Linked DNA regions of Homo sapiens: region 1 is linked to region 2. Evidence: chromatin loops called from intact Hi-C (ENCODE). Cell type or tissue: IMR-90. All regions are shown on one strand.

Region 1 (8,000 bases), 260 kb before region 2:
AAAGCAATAAACGCATTTTAATGAATTGTAAGGAAACAACATCATTTTATTTTTTATTTTTTTTTTTGAGACAGACTTTCGCTTTTGTTGCCTAGGCTGGAGTGCAATGGCGCGATCTCGGCTCACTGCAACATCCGCCTCTGGGTTCAAGCGATTCTCCTGCCTCAGCTTCCTGAGTTGCTGGGATTACAGGCACGTGCCACCACGCCTGGCCAATTTTGTATTTTTAGTAGAGACGGGGTTTCTCCACGTTGGTCAGGCTGGTCTCAAACTCCTGACCTCAGGTGATCTGCCCGCCTCAGCCTCCGAAAGTACTGGAATTACAGGCGTGAGCCACCGTGCCTGGCCAACATTATTATTTTTTTTTAATCTAGAAAAATACACTTCTAAGAAAATTGATTAAAACCAACCTTCTTCATTAGCCCCTAAGATCACATCTATGTTCTCTTTGTTGCAGCTTCACTTAAAGAGAGGAAACTTCTTGGTGCTCAAAGCAAAGGAGATGGGCCTCCCAGTGTGAGTGTGGGGGGTAAGGCTTCTGGGGACTCACTGGGTACACCTGTCCACTTAAGGAAATCACATTTCACAGAGGCCTTGCCTCTTCATTTCAGTGGGACAGCTGCCATCGCTCCCATCATTGCTGCTGTCAAGGACGGGAAAAGCATCACTCATGAAGGAAGAGAGGTGAGATGCCTGGTTTTCTTGATTCAGCAGTTACAGGTAGGGTCTGAAATGCTGGGCAGAGTCTGTCTTCTTCAGGCCCTACAGACACCACTTTTGAAGGACGTGGAACAGTTTGGACATCACTCAGCTAAGTGATAAAATGGCCTCTTTTATCTGTGTTTGTCCCGCATGTCAACACGGCTGCATTCGAGCATTTTTGTAGATTGTCCATTTAGGATCTAGTCACCGTCCTCCTTAAAGGGTGCATGCTTTCCTTGGTACTTGAGCTCAGGACAGTGTCTAACAACAGACCCCATATGGATGGGCCTGGGGTTTATGGTCCAGAGGAATGCCACAGTATTCTATGTCAAGATATTTCCTCTGACTTCTGAGGACATTAGGACCAGTGGCCACAGACTGAAGAAAACCTTAATGCCAAGCCTCCTTTCCTGGCCAGTGTAGGCCTGAAGTGCCTCAACCTGACAGTTACCTGTTTAGGTATCCACAAAGAGACCAGAAGGGTGTTGATGGTGATGTGTAAAGTTGGTTTTGTGCTTTGTTTACCTCTCAGCTCACTGGATAGGATATGTCATGTTAGCAGTTGCCTTGAAGGCAGTTCAGTTTGGTGGCTGAGCTGTGACCCCCAGTGGGCGGGCTTATTTGGTTTTGCAGATTTTGGCTGAAGAGCTGTGTACTCCTCCAGATCCTGGTGCTGCTTTTGTGGTGGTAGAATGTCCAGATGAAAGCTTCATTCAACCCATCTGTGAGAATGCCACCTTTCAGAGGTAATGAGGGGTCTCTAGGGTGGGAGAAGTGAGAGCTGAAACCCAGCCCAGCATCGACATGGGCATCTTGTGGCAAGAGCTGTGTTTCTGGGAAGACCACTATCTGGGTTTACAGTTCAGAGGCCGGCACTCCTGCCTTAAGTCACTGTTGGTAGTTGGTGGGCTCCGGTGTACACAGCCTCAAAGTGAAATTAGAAAAGATTGAAAACTAGAAACAACTGAGGACTAGAAATTCAACTAGAACTCTTACAGCTCTTATACCAGAAGAAATTCTAGAACTTTTTTGAATTCTAACTAATGCCCCAGATTATCATTTGGATTATTTTGAACTGAATTAATTTTCTTCCATTACCTGCATTGAAACAAATGAGGTGGGTCAGAGTGTGTGAGACTGTCGTGGTCAAGAGTCCGTGTTATGGGATGGACTCACAGCTGGGGAATGTCTTTTGGGCTAACTGCCACTCTGTTGTTGTCCTCTATCGAAGTTAACCAGTTTTGCGGTTCAGCTTTCATTCCAGATGGAATCATCTTTGACCCACCTATCTGAGTTTGAATCTTTTCCCCCACTCTTAATGGTTTACCTGTATTTTTCCTGTTCCTAGTTTGTATCTATCTGTATTTTTTCACTTGTTTTTTTCTACTTACCACAACAAATCCTTTTGGGCTGCTGTACCCCTTCCGAGTCAGAGCGTTAGGAGTTGTTTCATGGTCTGCTTTATTCTCTGTGGGTGAATTTGGATGCGCTGGTAGCCCCGGCTTTGTATTTTAATCCAGTTTTGGGCAGCAAAACCTCTTCAATGAATCAGGTGTCATTTGAGAGCCATGTGTGGATGTGTGATGATGCTGGGATAGATAAAAATAGCTACTGTGTATATTTCTTTTTAAAGGGAACTGGAGGGAAACACATCAGCATGTTAGTAAGTGGTCTGTTGTCCAGGTGGTGAAATTTCAGATGATTTTCATTTCTCGTGCCTGTGTCTCAGGTCCTCTGGAAGGCAGACACCAGGGTGGCATTGGAGGTGCAGGAGGTTTATTCGAGGAAATTTGACTGTGAGAGAGGAAGGAGAGAGGGAGCAGGAGGAGGCAGGGAGAGCCTGGGTCTGGCTTTGCAGGTTGGACCCGTATGAGTGGAGAGGGTAGGAAGGAAGTGCAGTGCTGAGAAAGGATCAGCCAGGCCTACTGGAAAGCCCAGAGCAGAGCTTGCCAGATACAGGAATCCCACGTCCATTGGAAATGGCCCAGCACCGGGGTCTGCCGTGAGCAGCCTGCTGTGAGAGCATGGCCTGGGCGTGGAGGCTGTCAGCTCACTGCAGTGCTGCAGAGGGCCGCACGATACCCCTCCCTGGCTGCGTGGTCCCTGTCTTGGTGTGTCCTGAGTCTGCATCACTTTGTAAAGCCCCACTCTTCTGCCCAGGTACCAAGGAAAGGCAGATGCCCCCGTGGCCTTGGTGGTTCACATGGCCCCAGCATCTGTGCTTGTGGACAGCAGGTACCAGCAGTGGATGGAGAGGTATGGAGCCCAGCCCAGCGGCACTTGGGGTAACTCTTCTGGGCAGTGGTGGATTCCCCTTTCCTCCCCTCGTGCTCTTTCCAGCGCTACCTACCCTTCTGCACCTGCCTAAACTTTCTGTGGGATTCCTGCCTTCCCAGAATTCTAGGCTTCCCAGATCTGTGCTACACTCGTGAAGAAAATGCACCGCTAGGTGGCGCAGTGTCCACACGATTCCATTTATTTTACACCCTCCACACTCTTCAGGGTGTCTGAACAAATACTGCCGTTTGGTTGAGGATTCCATAAGTGAATTCCAAAGAAGAGATTGCAGCTATAAAATGATAGCTTCCATTTACTGAATGCCCACTTTGTGGGAGGCAGTGTGTGAAATACCCTTCATTTCACTTCATTTCCTCTAGGGTCGTCGCCAGCAGCCCTGGGAGGTAGATGTTTAGTCACTGGAAGGCATCTTTTTCCTCGGGGCATCGCTGGCCAGGGCCAGGTGGAGGAGTATGAGTTGAGCTCGGGTGCGGGGTGACCTTGGGCTGCTTTTTGGCCCCTGCCCGTATCTCCCCACATGGCCCGTTTACCTGCCCCTCACTCCATGGCCTGCTCTCCTGCTGTCTCTTTCATTCCTCAGGGTTTGGGTCCCCTATTTGTATGCCCTGGACATCTTCTTTTTCTTGTTTTTCCTCTCACTCTTCCCAGCACACCTGAAAGGCAGCTGAGCTAGGGAACACCGGGCTTTGAGACAGCAGGAGTGGGACCATGTTTGGCCATGTAGTAACACTGCTTGGGGCAAGTCACTGAACTGTTTGAACACCTCATCCTCATTACCACTCCTGAGCTCAGCACCACTCCTCAGGGGGAGCTGCCTCCTAACAGACGCTGCAAATGCCGGGTCTGTTTCTTCACAGGTTTGGGCCTGACACCCAGCACTTGGTCCTGAATGAGAACTGTGCCTCAGTTCACAACCTTCGCAGCCACAAGATTCAAACCCAGCTCAACCTCATCCACCCGGACATCTTCCCCCTGCTCACCAGTTTCCGCTGTAAGGTAGTGTCTCAGACCGGCCCCTTGTCGGCCCAGCTCTCGTCCCCTCTCTTTCTCTCCATGAATGTGTTTTGTCTCTTTCAGAAGGAGGGCCCCACCCTCAGTGTGCCCATGGTTCAGGGTGAATGCCTCCTCAAGTACCAGCTCCGTCCCAGGAGGGAGTGGCAGAGGTCTGTGCCATCTTGAACTAATGGAATCGTCTCAGTCGAGTTGGGAAACATTTCTGTAAATAGCCACATAGTAAATGTTCCAGGAGGCTCTCCAGACCATATGGTCTCTGTTGTAACTATTCAACTCCGCTTTGAGCACAAAAGAAACACGGACAATAAGCTAATGAATGGGCTTGGCTGTGTGCCAGCGTGAATTTATTTAGAAAAGCAGCCTACTCCAGGCTGGGTTGAGGTGGGCGGATTGGGGCCAGTAGTTCTCCTTTTCCAAAATTGCCTTGCATGGGAATAGCAGTGATAGAGCTCGTGTGTTTCACAGTATAGAAAATAGGAAATGTGTGATGAACAAAGTCACCCATAATCCTGTTGCCCAGAGATAATGATTGATAACATTTTGTGTTTCTTGATTTGTGTATGTGGGTTTATATTGTCAGTCTTTTCCTGTATCACTAAACAGTCTTAAGTAACAAGATTTTTATTGGTATTCCAAATAGGGATGTTTACTCATTTGGGATGTTTCCAATTTTTTGTTGTTTTTAATGAATGAAACAATAAATGTCTTATATATAAATCTTTGATGGGAACTCTGTTCCCTTCAAGTCATTCCTAAATGTGGGATTACTGGCCCAGAGTGTGAGACTTGTTAAGGTACTTGATAAATGTAAGATGCCATCTTGAAAGCCTCTTCCAGTACAATCCAACCAGGAAAGTGAACAGCCTTACTGCCCCACATCTTTATTTTAATTAATTAATTTATTTATTTTATTTATTTATTTATTTTTTTGAGACGGAGTTTCACTCTTGTTGCCCAGGCTGGAGTGCAATGGCGTGATCTCAGCTCACTGCAACCTCCGCCTCCCGGGTTCAAGCATTTCTCCTGCCCCAGCCTCCCGAATAGCTGGAATTACAGGCGCCTGCTACCACGCCCGGCTAATTTTTTGTAATTTTAGCAGAGACGGGTTTCACCATGTTGGCAGGCTGGTCTCGAACTCCTGACCTCAGGTGATCCACCCACCTCAGCCTCCCAAAGTGTTGGGATTACAGGCGTGAGCCGTGCCCGGCCTGTTTTAATTTTTAAGGATCTGAACCTTGATTTTAAGTTTCCTGCCCACTCCACAGTATTTGTATTAGAATAGAGCATGTGCTGGATTATGACTGGATGCTGTGTGCTGTTGAGGTTGGGTAGTTGGGGCCCTTTAAGAGACTATACTAGCAAGACTCGGGCCCACAGGCAACATCACGGGGTTGAAGAACCTGGTGTCCCTTTGTTGGCATCTGCGCAGGCTCTTAACACACAGCAGCGATACACAGCCCTAGCCGACATTCAGATTTACCTTGTGCTTGTGAAAAATATTGCACAGGGCCTGCCCTAGACCTAGTGAATTAGAATCTTGAGAGTTAGGCTTGGGACTCACAAGCTCCCAGATGATTTTAATGCTCAGCGAGGTTGAAGAGCCGCCTGTCCAAGGAGTTGCCACTCCGTGTGATCTGGGGCTTGCTAGGAAAGTGGGATCTCAGGCCTCACTGCAGAGCTGCCGAACTGGCTTCTGCGTTTTGCCAAGGTTCCTGGGTGTGAACATGAGTTTCAGAGTCACTCCTCTAGGGCCCCTGCTTCTCAGCTCGGACCATTGACCCCTCAGAGGACATTTGGCAACATCTGGAAACGTTCTTGGTTGTCACAGCCTAGGAGGTGGGTAGTGGTGCTGCTAGTGGGTAGAGGTCAGGGGTACTGCACCAGGACAGCAGCACTGGCCACAGAAAAAAACTGTCTTGCCCTGAGCATCAGTAGTTCCCCGTTGACTGGCCCTGAGGCAGAGCGATGCAGCATCCAAAAGGCGGTGGAGCAGACCTGCCCCAGATCCTAGTCACTTAACCTTCAGTGTTGATCTGAAGGAACTTCCTGCAGATTGTCCCCCTGAATTTATTCTGGACATCCCCAATGGGGTCTGCTGAGGCCATATACCCTGTCCGTCACCTGAGATGCTTCTCTCTCTTCCTGCAGGGATGCCATTATTACTTGCAATCCTGAGGAATTCATAGTTGAGGCGCTGCAGCTTCCCAACTTCCAGCAGAGCGTGCAGGAGTACAGGAGGAGTGCGCAGGACGGCCCAGCCCCAGCAGGTGAGTGGGAGCCCACAGAGCAGCCTTTCTTTCCTGGGCTCTGCCCCTGCTGCTGTTTTCCTAGCATTAAGTGGAGTGCTGGTGGGGCGCATTCTAACCTGGCTTTTCAGTCTAATCCAGGGCTTCTCTACTCAGCTCTACATTAGAATTATAGTCATTGGAGGAGGGGGCTTTGGGGAGTTTAAGAATCCCAATTCCTGGCTGGGCGCGGTGGCTCACACCTGTAATCCCAGCACTTCGGGAGGCCGAGGCAGGTGGATCGCGAGGTCGGGAGATCGAGACCATCCTGGCTAACATGATGAAACCCCGTCTCTACTAAAAATACAAAAATTAGCTGGGCGTGGCGGCGGGCGCCTGTAGTCCCAGCTACTCGGGAGACTGAGGCAGGAGAATGGCGAGAACCCGGGAGGCGGAGCTTGCAGTGAGCCAAGGTCGTGCCACTGCGCTCCAGCCTGGACGACAGAGTGAGACTCCGTCTCAAAAAAAAAAATCCCAATTCCTGTGCCCCATCCCACCCAATCAGAGCATTTGGCGATGGCACCCAGGCATTCTTGGCAAGGCACGCACTGAGTGAAACGTTTTAGTGAACACCTGTGGAAAGAGCTCTGAGCAGGGACTTGGCTGGCAGAGATCTAGTCCTGGCTTTGCGGATGCAAATCCATGGAGGATCTTGGCCACGTCACTCAACTGAGGCTGAGGGCCGGGCACAGGCTTTGGAACCATCGGGTCTCCCTGGATTTGAATCCTGACCCTGCCTCTTACCATCTTCACTGGAGACCTGGGCGTCTGAGCCTGTTTCCCCCTTGGGAAGCAGAGCATTTCCTACCTGGTAGGGCTGGGAGGATGCGACCGAAGTGCATGGTCTTGCAGTGAGAGCTGGATGCAAGGCACACACTGTTCTCTTGAAATAAATGACAGTTCCCAGCATAAAGAAATGTCATTTTTTAAATGTAAAAGAATTACAGCAATTCTTTTGAAGAAAGGACTGGAGAATTTATTTGTTCTTCTTAGCCTTTTGGTGACAGATAGCCTGTGGGTCCCACACTGGTGCGAAGTCCTTTGTTTCAGAGCGGTTGCCAGGGGCCTGCCAGTCCCCCTCCTGGGAAGCTGGATAGAACTATGTTGCTTACCCATCTGTCTTAGTCTGTGTTTTGTTATTATAAAAGAATATGTGAGACTGGGTAATTTATCAAGAAAAGAGGTGTATTTAGTTCACGGTTCTGCGGGCTGAGAATTGAAGGTCACGGCCCTAGCTTCCAGTGAAGGCTTCCATGCTGCATCATAACGTGGCAGAGGAGCGCAAGTAGGAAGTGGACGCTTGTGAAGACGGGATAACCTGAGCTGCACTCTGGCTTTATAACAACCCCCCTCTCCTGGGAACAAATCCATTCCCTTGAGAAGTAATGCAGTCTCCTGAGAGCCAGTACTTACTACTGCAGCTCCAAGCCACTCAGGAGGGTCCGTCCCTGTAGCCCAAACGCCTTCCACTAGGCCCCGCCTCCCAAAACCGCCATACTAGGGAGCACGTTTCCACATGAGGTCTGGGGACAAACCAATGACACTCAAACCATTGCACCTTCTCATGGCTGCATGCTGGCTCACTTTTGACCCAAAGGAATGGATTGTTTCACATGGATTTTTTCACAGAGAAAAGAAGTCAGTACCCAGAAATCATCTTCCTTGGAACAGGGTCTGCCATCCCGATGAAGATTCGAAATG
Region 2 (8,000 bases):
TGAAACCCTGTCTCTACTAAAAATACAAAAATTAGCTGGGTGTAGTGGTAGGTGCCTGTAGTCCCAGCTACTAGGGAAGCTAAGGCAGGAGAATCGCTTGAAGCCGGGAAGCAGAGCTTGCAGTGAGCCAAGATTGTGCCACTGCACTCCAGCCTGGATGACAGAGCAAGACTCCATCTCAAAAAAAAAAAAAAAAAAAGGTAGGCACCATCATCATCATCATCTCCTTATACCTATACTAATTACCGTAACTCTCACCAGCCAATGATTCTGAGCATGTGTATCTAGAGGGATCCACCTGCCTCAGCCTCCCAAAAGTGGGTTTTGAGGGGTCTGACAGATGGCACTATCATATCTGGATCATGTTTCTCTTTGGCTAAAGCATCTCCTGTCTCACTTGTCTCCTGTCTTACTCTTATCTAGAAATAGCCTACTTAAAAATTATTTTTTGCTATGGTAAAATAAACATAAAGTTTGTCTTTTCCCTCTATCTCAAAAGAAAGGGCTCTTGCCCTTTCTTGCCCTTCCACCTTCTGCCCTTCTACCATGGGATGGCATTTGCCAGATACTGGTGCCATGTCCTCGGACTTCTCAGTTCTAGAACTGTGAGAAATAAATTCCTTTTCTTTTCAAATTTCCCAGTTTCCAGTATCCTGTTACGGCTGCATAAAATGGACTAGACAACTGGGGTGTTCAACCACAGCAGGATAAATTCTGTCACCTCCTTCAGTGTTTCCTACAGTCTTCTTCCCCTCCCACTCTCTTACTCCAGATATCAGTTGGTCCTGGTGATGTTAACAACATACTGTTGTATTTGTTTAAAAAAAGAAAGAAACTCATGTCAAATCCTATACCTTCAGATCATCCAGGTTAGGTGGGAGTGGGCCTGGTTTGAAAGAAGAGACACCAGTTTGTCCAGAAAAACTGTTTTTGACAGGAGACAAGGGGGTATTGCTCAGTGGCGTTGAAGAAGAGTTTGGATTTCTGACCATCTGTTCATTTGGTTCCCTAAAAAACAAACAAAGAGGCATTTCAAGTACAATCAAATATTGGTGGGATAACTTGCATTTAGATCGGATCCCAAAGTGATTGCCTGCAAGGGTCAGGCATGTAATAAACCAGCAGAAGAGACCAGGGTGAGGAAAAACAACACTGCCGGCTAGACGGTAAGCGGTGCGTGACATCTGAACTTTGTTTAGGGAGATAAGAGGGAGTGGCAGGGACTTTGGCATATGAAAGAGGACACATCCACCTGTGATTCAGCTGATGCTCTGTCCTGGGGAGGCCAAACACACCTGGTGAAGCTTGGTTGCGTTTAGTGCTCAGCATAATTGCTAGTATATAGTCTGAGGATGACACAGGAGGAATCTACATCTCAACTTTATATGTGGGGATATTGACAATTTAAAGGGTGACCTGGCCAGGCACGGTGGCTCATGCCTGTAATCCGAGCACTTTGGGAGGCCGAGGCGGGTGGATCACCTGAGGTTGGGAGTTTGAGACCAGCCTGACCAACGTGGAGAGACCCTGTCTCTACTAAAAATACAAAATTAGCCGGGCGTGGTGGCGCATGCCTGTAATCCTAGCTACTAGGGAGGCTGAGGCAGGAGAATCGCTTGAACCTGGGAGGCGGAGGTTGCGGTGAGCCAAGATCGCGCCATTGCACTCCAGCCTGGGCAACAAGAGTGAAACTCCATCTCGAAAAAATAAATGAATAAATAAATAAATATATTTAAAAAAAATAAAAGGTGACCTAGCAATGTGGTCACACAACCTGGGCTCAGGAGTCAATCTTTGAGAGTGTCTGTCAGCTGCTCAGCCCTGTTCCTTCTAAAAGCAGAAGGGCATCGGAATTGCTCATAATTCCAATATCACATTCTTAGACTTTCCATAGTCCAACTTGAAAGTGCTAATACTTTCCTTTTCCCCAAAGGGGCCTCTTATCAAGGGCATTGATTTATAGCAGTCCCTCCACCTATTGGCAGTTTCACTTTACAAGATTTCAGTTACCTGAGGTCAACTGCAGTTCAAAAATAGTTGTGTCCAGTACAATAAGTTATTTTGAGAGAGAAACCACCACATCCAGATACCTTTTATTACAGTATCTTGCTATAATTGTTCTACATTATTGCTAGCTATTATTGTTATTCTCTCACTGTGCCTAATTTATAAGTGAAACCTTATCACAGGTATATATGCCTAAGAAAAATACAGTATATGTAGAGTTCAGTACTCTCTGAGGTTTCAGGGATCCAATGAGGGTTTGGAATACATCTGCAGATATAGAGGGCCCTGTATTTGCTTCCTCCCAGTCTTACGGCTCTGAAAAGGTGTGCATAGTTTCTAAATTGAGTCACCTTCCAAACATACTGGATGAGGAAATGGTGCAATACAGGACTTGCTAGGCCCCATGGTGCTGGCAGATAGATATTAATAGACACCCTTCCCAACCTCTGCCCACAGCCACCCTCCCAGCCTTGCCGGACTTACTTAAGCTGAGCTTGGTGCATCCCTAGGTAGCTGAATCGGTGTTGCTGCTGCTGCTGCTGCTGGCTGAGGATTTGGAGCTGCAGGAACAGCTGCTGTTGCTGGAGCAGCCGAGCGTAGGCTGAGTCCATAGGTGGAGGGGACTTCTCTGCCTTCTGGTCTGGGGGAATGTACTGGTGATATTTAAGCTTCTTCACCTTTGGCTTGGGGTCCTTGGGCTTTTTGTGGCGGTTCTTACTGTCACCCAAGGATTTGGACTGCAAAGAAGATGAGGAAATTGCATGTGCTTTAGGTGATGGCTGAGAATGATTTTGCATCATGGACACGTTGTGAGGCAGTTTTGTCTGATGGCCATTCTTGGATCTCAGAAATATAATATAGCAAAGGCATGATGTACAAAGAGCTCCTAGGACACTAACGTTGCTAATGAACAAATCCATTGCAAATGTATCACACTGGAAGGACACTCCTTAGACAGGGAATGTTGAATCTTAGAAGCAGCTCCAGAGTTTTTCCTTTCTGGAGTACAGCAAAATGTAATCCTGTGTTTCAATGAGTGCATTCTCCTAACCTAAAACCAACTGATGACCTAACAAAGGTTGCATTCTGATCTTGAGACTACTTGTAGAAAGTTCTTTCATGGCTGGGAGCGATGGCTCACACCTGTAATGCCAATGCCAACACTTTGGGAGGCCGAGGCGGGTGGATCACCTGAAGTCATGAGTTCGAGACTAGCCTGACCAACACGGTGAAACCCCTTCTCTACAAAAAATACAAAAAGTAGCCAGGTGTGGTGTCAGGCGCCTGTAATCCCAGCTACTCGGGAAACTGAGGCAGGAGAATTGCTTGAACCCAGGAGGCAGAGGTTGCAGTGAGCCGAGATCACGCCATTGCACTCCAGCCTGGGCAACAAGAGCGAAACTCCATCTCAAAAAAAAAAAAAAAAAAAAAAAGAACTTTCATATGCATATGTGCAGTCACTTTTAGTTAAACACTTAATAAGTCGACTTATTAATGACATAAACTAAGATAAAACTAAGATTTTCTTTGAAAATCTAGAATGTGGTTATTTGTTGCTTTGAGCTGAAAGTAAGATAAACCTTGCCTATCTGCCTGCTGAACACCCTCTCGCCTGCCTGCCAAATACCGATGAAAGATCAGGAAGTAACACCTTTTGAAATAAGGACACTTTACTTATTATGGGAAGGGTTATCCACCTAACTGGAACACTTCCCAGAGTTGGAACCCAAAGCATGTATTGCATGATTTGGACACACTGAATCAGGAAGTTAAGGGTATAGTCTTGGAAGATAAGACAAATTTTTGAAAGTGGTACAATTACTTAACTTTAATACATCTCAGTTTCCTCACCTGCAAGTTGGAGAAAATATTCTTTACTTTTTCTCTCACTAATCAATATAAAGACTATAAAAGATAATATTGAAATAATAACAGGTAGTCAATGAACAGGTAATTATGTCTATAACCTGCTCCTGAAATAAAAGACCTTTGTATATTAGGAAGGAATGGGTCCATCCTGTTATCAGGTTAAAAAAAAGTAATTTTCAGGCCGGGCGCGGTGGCTCATGCCTGTAATCCCAGCACTTTGGGAGGCGGAGGTGGGCGCATCACTTGAGGTCAGGAGTTCGAGACCAGCCTGGCCAACATGGTGAAACCCTGTCTCTGGTAAAAATACAAAAAATTAGCTGGGCTTGGTGGTAGATGCCTGTAGTCTCAGCTTCTCGGGAGGGTGAGGCAGTAGAATAGCTTGAACCCAGGAGGTGGAGGTTGCAGTAAGCCGAGATTGCGCCACTACACTCCAGCCTGGGTGATAGAGCGAGACTCCGCCTCAAAAAAAAAAAATAATTTTCAAACCCTGACTTTATTACAGAAGGTTGAAATGAAGAACACGGATGTCATGACCACGAGTGAGCTAGGATTTGGGGGAACATTGGAAGGAAAGTGTGTTTCCACCGGTGTCCAGAAGAGGGGGCTCCTGAACAGCTGGCAAGCATATTCTGACTTGGCAGGTTCCCCACTTCAACCACAAACTACACATCTGAATGTGACCTTATCCAAAGGAGCTTACAACTCACTTGGACTCAGCGCAATGCACCCCCAAAGGCTCTTTTGTTTTCCAAAGAGACTTCTTCCTGGCGACTAATGAATAATGAACACAAGTAGTTGGGTGTGTTTGGTGGCTCCGTTTCTCTCTGCTTACTAATCGATTAGCATTCTAGTTAGTTAATCAGTCTTCTGTCCTTGGAGAGTTTCTGCAGGGCTCCCGAAACCAGCTCTGCCCTGGCCTGCTCCAGACCAGCTGCTGTTGTCGCCTCATTCTGAGGCTTGCCTTGTCTGGGGAGGATGGGAGCTGCAGCCCTGGCAGGGTCCCGCAGCTAAGTCGGAGGTCCAGGAGCTTTTTTTCTCTATGTTGCCTTAGCACATTCCAGAAGATACTGAAATCGGACCATTTACTCTGGATAGTCTGGGGTAAAGGCTACTATTACTATTCTCTTTTTGAGCCCAGGGGACACTAAGGTTTTTGTGTTTGTTGACCAAGCAGAAGAAATGATGGCTCTTCTACAAACAACCAGCCTGCCGGGACCAGCTGGGTGTCTGTAAGAATCGCCTTTTTCACAGAAAGCGATCTGTTCATCTCCTGGGCTTCTATCATACTTTCTACTACAGTGAGGTTGAAGGCTTTGCTAATTTTTTTTTTTTTTATATATATATACAGAGTCTCGCTCTGTCGACCAGGCTAGAGTGCAGTGACTGCGATCTCGGCTCACTGCCACCACCCCCTCCTGGGTTCAAGCGATTATCCTGCCTCAGCCTCCTGAGTAGCTGGGATTACAGGCACACGCCACCACGTCCGGCTAATTTTTGTATTTTTTGGTAGAGACGGGGTTTCACCATATTGGCCAGGCTGGTCTCGAACTCCTGACCTCAGGTGATCTGCCCGCCTCGGCCTCCCAAAGTGCTGGGATTACAGGCGTGAGCCACCATGCTCCACTGCTAACTTAAATTATGCAAAATTTAAATACTGTGATAGAAATATGAATAACATTTCTTTTTATACTCAGCTTTAGAAATAACGGGACTCATCTCCTCCTCCTTCCCCTGCAATGAACAAAATGCATTGATAGTCACATAATTTCCGACCTGTTGAGCTGAGTGAATTGTCAGCTGGGTTTAAGCTCTTGTGGTTTGGTGGGGGAGCCTTATTGGCAAACTGAAGTGTCTATCATCCATTAGACCATAAAACTGTTACTATATCATTGATTTTTACTTCAATTTACAATCTTTTTTAAGTCCCGTAAGAGTCATTTTAACATTCATTAAGTGGTGGCACTCGAGCTGAGAAAACGTGTTCCCAAATCAGTTGGAAGTTATTTGGGTATAGGCCAGGCACGGTGGCTTACGCCTGTAATCCCAGCACTCTGGGAGGCTGAGGCAGGTGGATTACCTGAGGTCAGGAGTTCAAGATCAGCCTGACCAACATGGAGAAACCCCGTCTTTACTAAAAATACAAAATTTGCCAGGCATGGTGGTGTGCACCTATACTCCCAGCTACTGGGGAGGCTGAGGCAGGAGAATCACTTGAACCTGGGAGGCGGAGGTTGCGACGAGCTGAGATCACGCCACTGCACTCCAGCCTGGGCAACAAGAGTGAAACTCCATCTCAAAAGAAAAAAAAAAGGAACACAAAGGGAAGTTATTTGGGATAAAACATTATAAAGAAGGCCACATGATTACCAGGCAATTAACTGAAGAGAGAGCAGCCTGTGTACTGTGAGATGCGATGCTGGTGTTTATAGAAGCACGAGTCGCAAGTGCAAAGATATGGACCCAACCGAAGTGCCCATCAACCAACAAGTGGATAAAGAAAATGTGGTACATATACAACATGGAATGCTACTCAGCCATAAAAAGGAATGAAATAATGTCTTTTGCAGCCACTTGGATGGAGCTGCAGGCCATTATTCTAAGTGAAGTAACTCAGGAATGGAAAACCAAGTATCATGTGTTCTCACTTATAAGTGGGAACTAAGCTATGAGGATGCAGAGGCGTAAGAATTATGTAATGGAATTTGGGGATTGGGGGAAGATTGGGAGTGGGGTGAGGGATAAAAGATTCCGTATTGTGTACAGTGTACACTGCTCAGGTGACGGGTGCACTACAATCTCCGAAATCGCCACTAAAGGGCCGGGCGCAGTGGCTCACGCCTGTAATCCCAGCACTTTGGAAGGCCAAGGCAGGTGGATCATGAGGTCAGGAGATGAAGACCATCCTGGCTAACACAGTGAAACCCCATCTCTATGAAAAACACAAAAAATTAGCCGGGCATGGTGGCGGGAGCCTGTAGTCCCAGATACTCGGGAGGCTGAGGCAGGAGAATCACTTGAACCTGGGAGGCGGAGGTTGCAGTGAGCTGAGATCGCGCCACTGTATTCCAACCTGGGCAACAGAGAGAGACTCTGTCTCAAAAAAGAAAAAAGAAAAAGAAAAAAAATCACCACTAAAGAACTTCTCTGTGTAACCAAAAACCACCTGCACCCCCAAAACTATTGAAATAAAAATAAAAATTAACAAAAAGATATAATGCTGAGAAAACTAAACATTTGCTATAATGATTCTAGCTACCTGCCTACTATGAATGAAACCCCGTGGTTATTTCCATAGGAAGACTGGCTTGAATGATGTAAGTTTTACGTTATGCAAGCTTTTCAGGGCTACTTCCCTTGCATAAAATCCAACTGCTGCATACCTATTTTATGAAACTTGCAAATCCTGCCTTACAATCAGCTGTGTCTACCTCAAAGGTGAGCTTATGAAATCTTTTAAGTGGGGAACGTGCTGGCTGGACTGTGATTCCAAAGAAATGCAAACCCACAGCCTTCTCCGTGGCAGAGGTGACTTCTGCTGTGCTGCAAGGATGGTGACCCATTTCTCATCTCCTGTTTTGTGACCCTCCTAGTGAGCTGAACCTCTGCCTGGGTCCTCCGTGTAACTCTCCTCGTGTTGTCAGACCTAACTCAGAAAGTTCTGCTCCAAGTCGGCTCTGTGAGCCGAGCGCTCAGGCAGGGCTTGGAGGCTGATGTGTCCGTACCTTTACAGCAGCATGCACGGCTATGGGGGTGCTGGGGGGGCCAAGCCCCTGCTTCCCCGCATCTGACTGGTGGCTGGGCTGTGAGGCTGAGTCATTTCTGTCATTTTCTGAGCCAGAAGCAAGATCCTGAAATCCAAATGTTACCGATATTAGGAAGATACAGGAATAAGTTGTGTGACACAGAAATGTTAGAGTCCGTATATATACCTCTGCTGCTTTCATCCTAGCTTCTCACCCAAGTAAATATCAGCCTACTCCCTCAGTGGGAGGAGTCACATACGTATATGTGTGTATATATGTGTGTGTGTATATATATGTACATGTGTATACACATATAAATATGTTTATGTGTATATACATATATACATATATATATATAAACTTATCATCCAGCTGAGAACA

Evidence for each region. A loop is a pair of places that touch in the nucleus more often than their neighbours do. Peaks named below come from ENCODE experiments on the same cell type or tissue, not always from the same donor. Only the 100,000 strongest peaks of a DNase experiment are listed, where the experiment ranks them.
Region 1: it touches region 2 in a loop (5-fold over the local background); 15 of 110 quality-filtered maps call a loop at or near these places.

The regions. Positions count from the first base shown.
Region 1 is chr17:12,998,437-13,006,436 of GRCh38, reverse strand. It overlaps ELAC2 (elaC ribonuclease Z 2), which reads left to right. Exons shown (of 24, transcript NM_018127.7): 9 at 458-516; 10 at 612-684; 11 at 1,336-1,448; 12 at 2,863-2,958; 13 at 3,858-3,996; 14 at 4,078-4,163; 15 at 6,163-6,281; 16 at 7,929-8,000. Among named protein-coding and RNA genes, the nearest start is that of ELAC2, 16 kb to the left of the region's middle. In IMR-90, a CTCF peak has its summit at 3,151 (motif pointing right); a DNase peak (open chromatin) is centred at 3,176.
Region 2 is chr17:12,738,927-12,746,926 of GRCh38, reverse strand. MYOCD (myocardin) reads right to left here. Exons shown (of 14, transcript NM_001146312.3): 7 at 7,599-7,724; 8 at 2,491-2,744; 9 at 855-1,008. Among named protein-coding and RNA genes, the nearest start is that of MYOCD-AS1, 37 kb to the right of the region's middle. In IMR-90, a CTCF peak has its summit at 4,477 (motif pointing right); DNase peaks (open chromatin) are centred at 2,406 and 4,536; H3K27ac peaks cover 465 bases.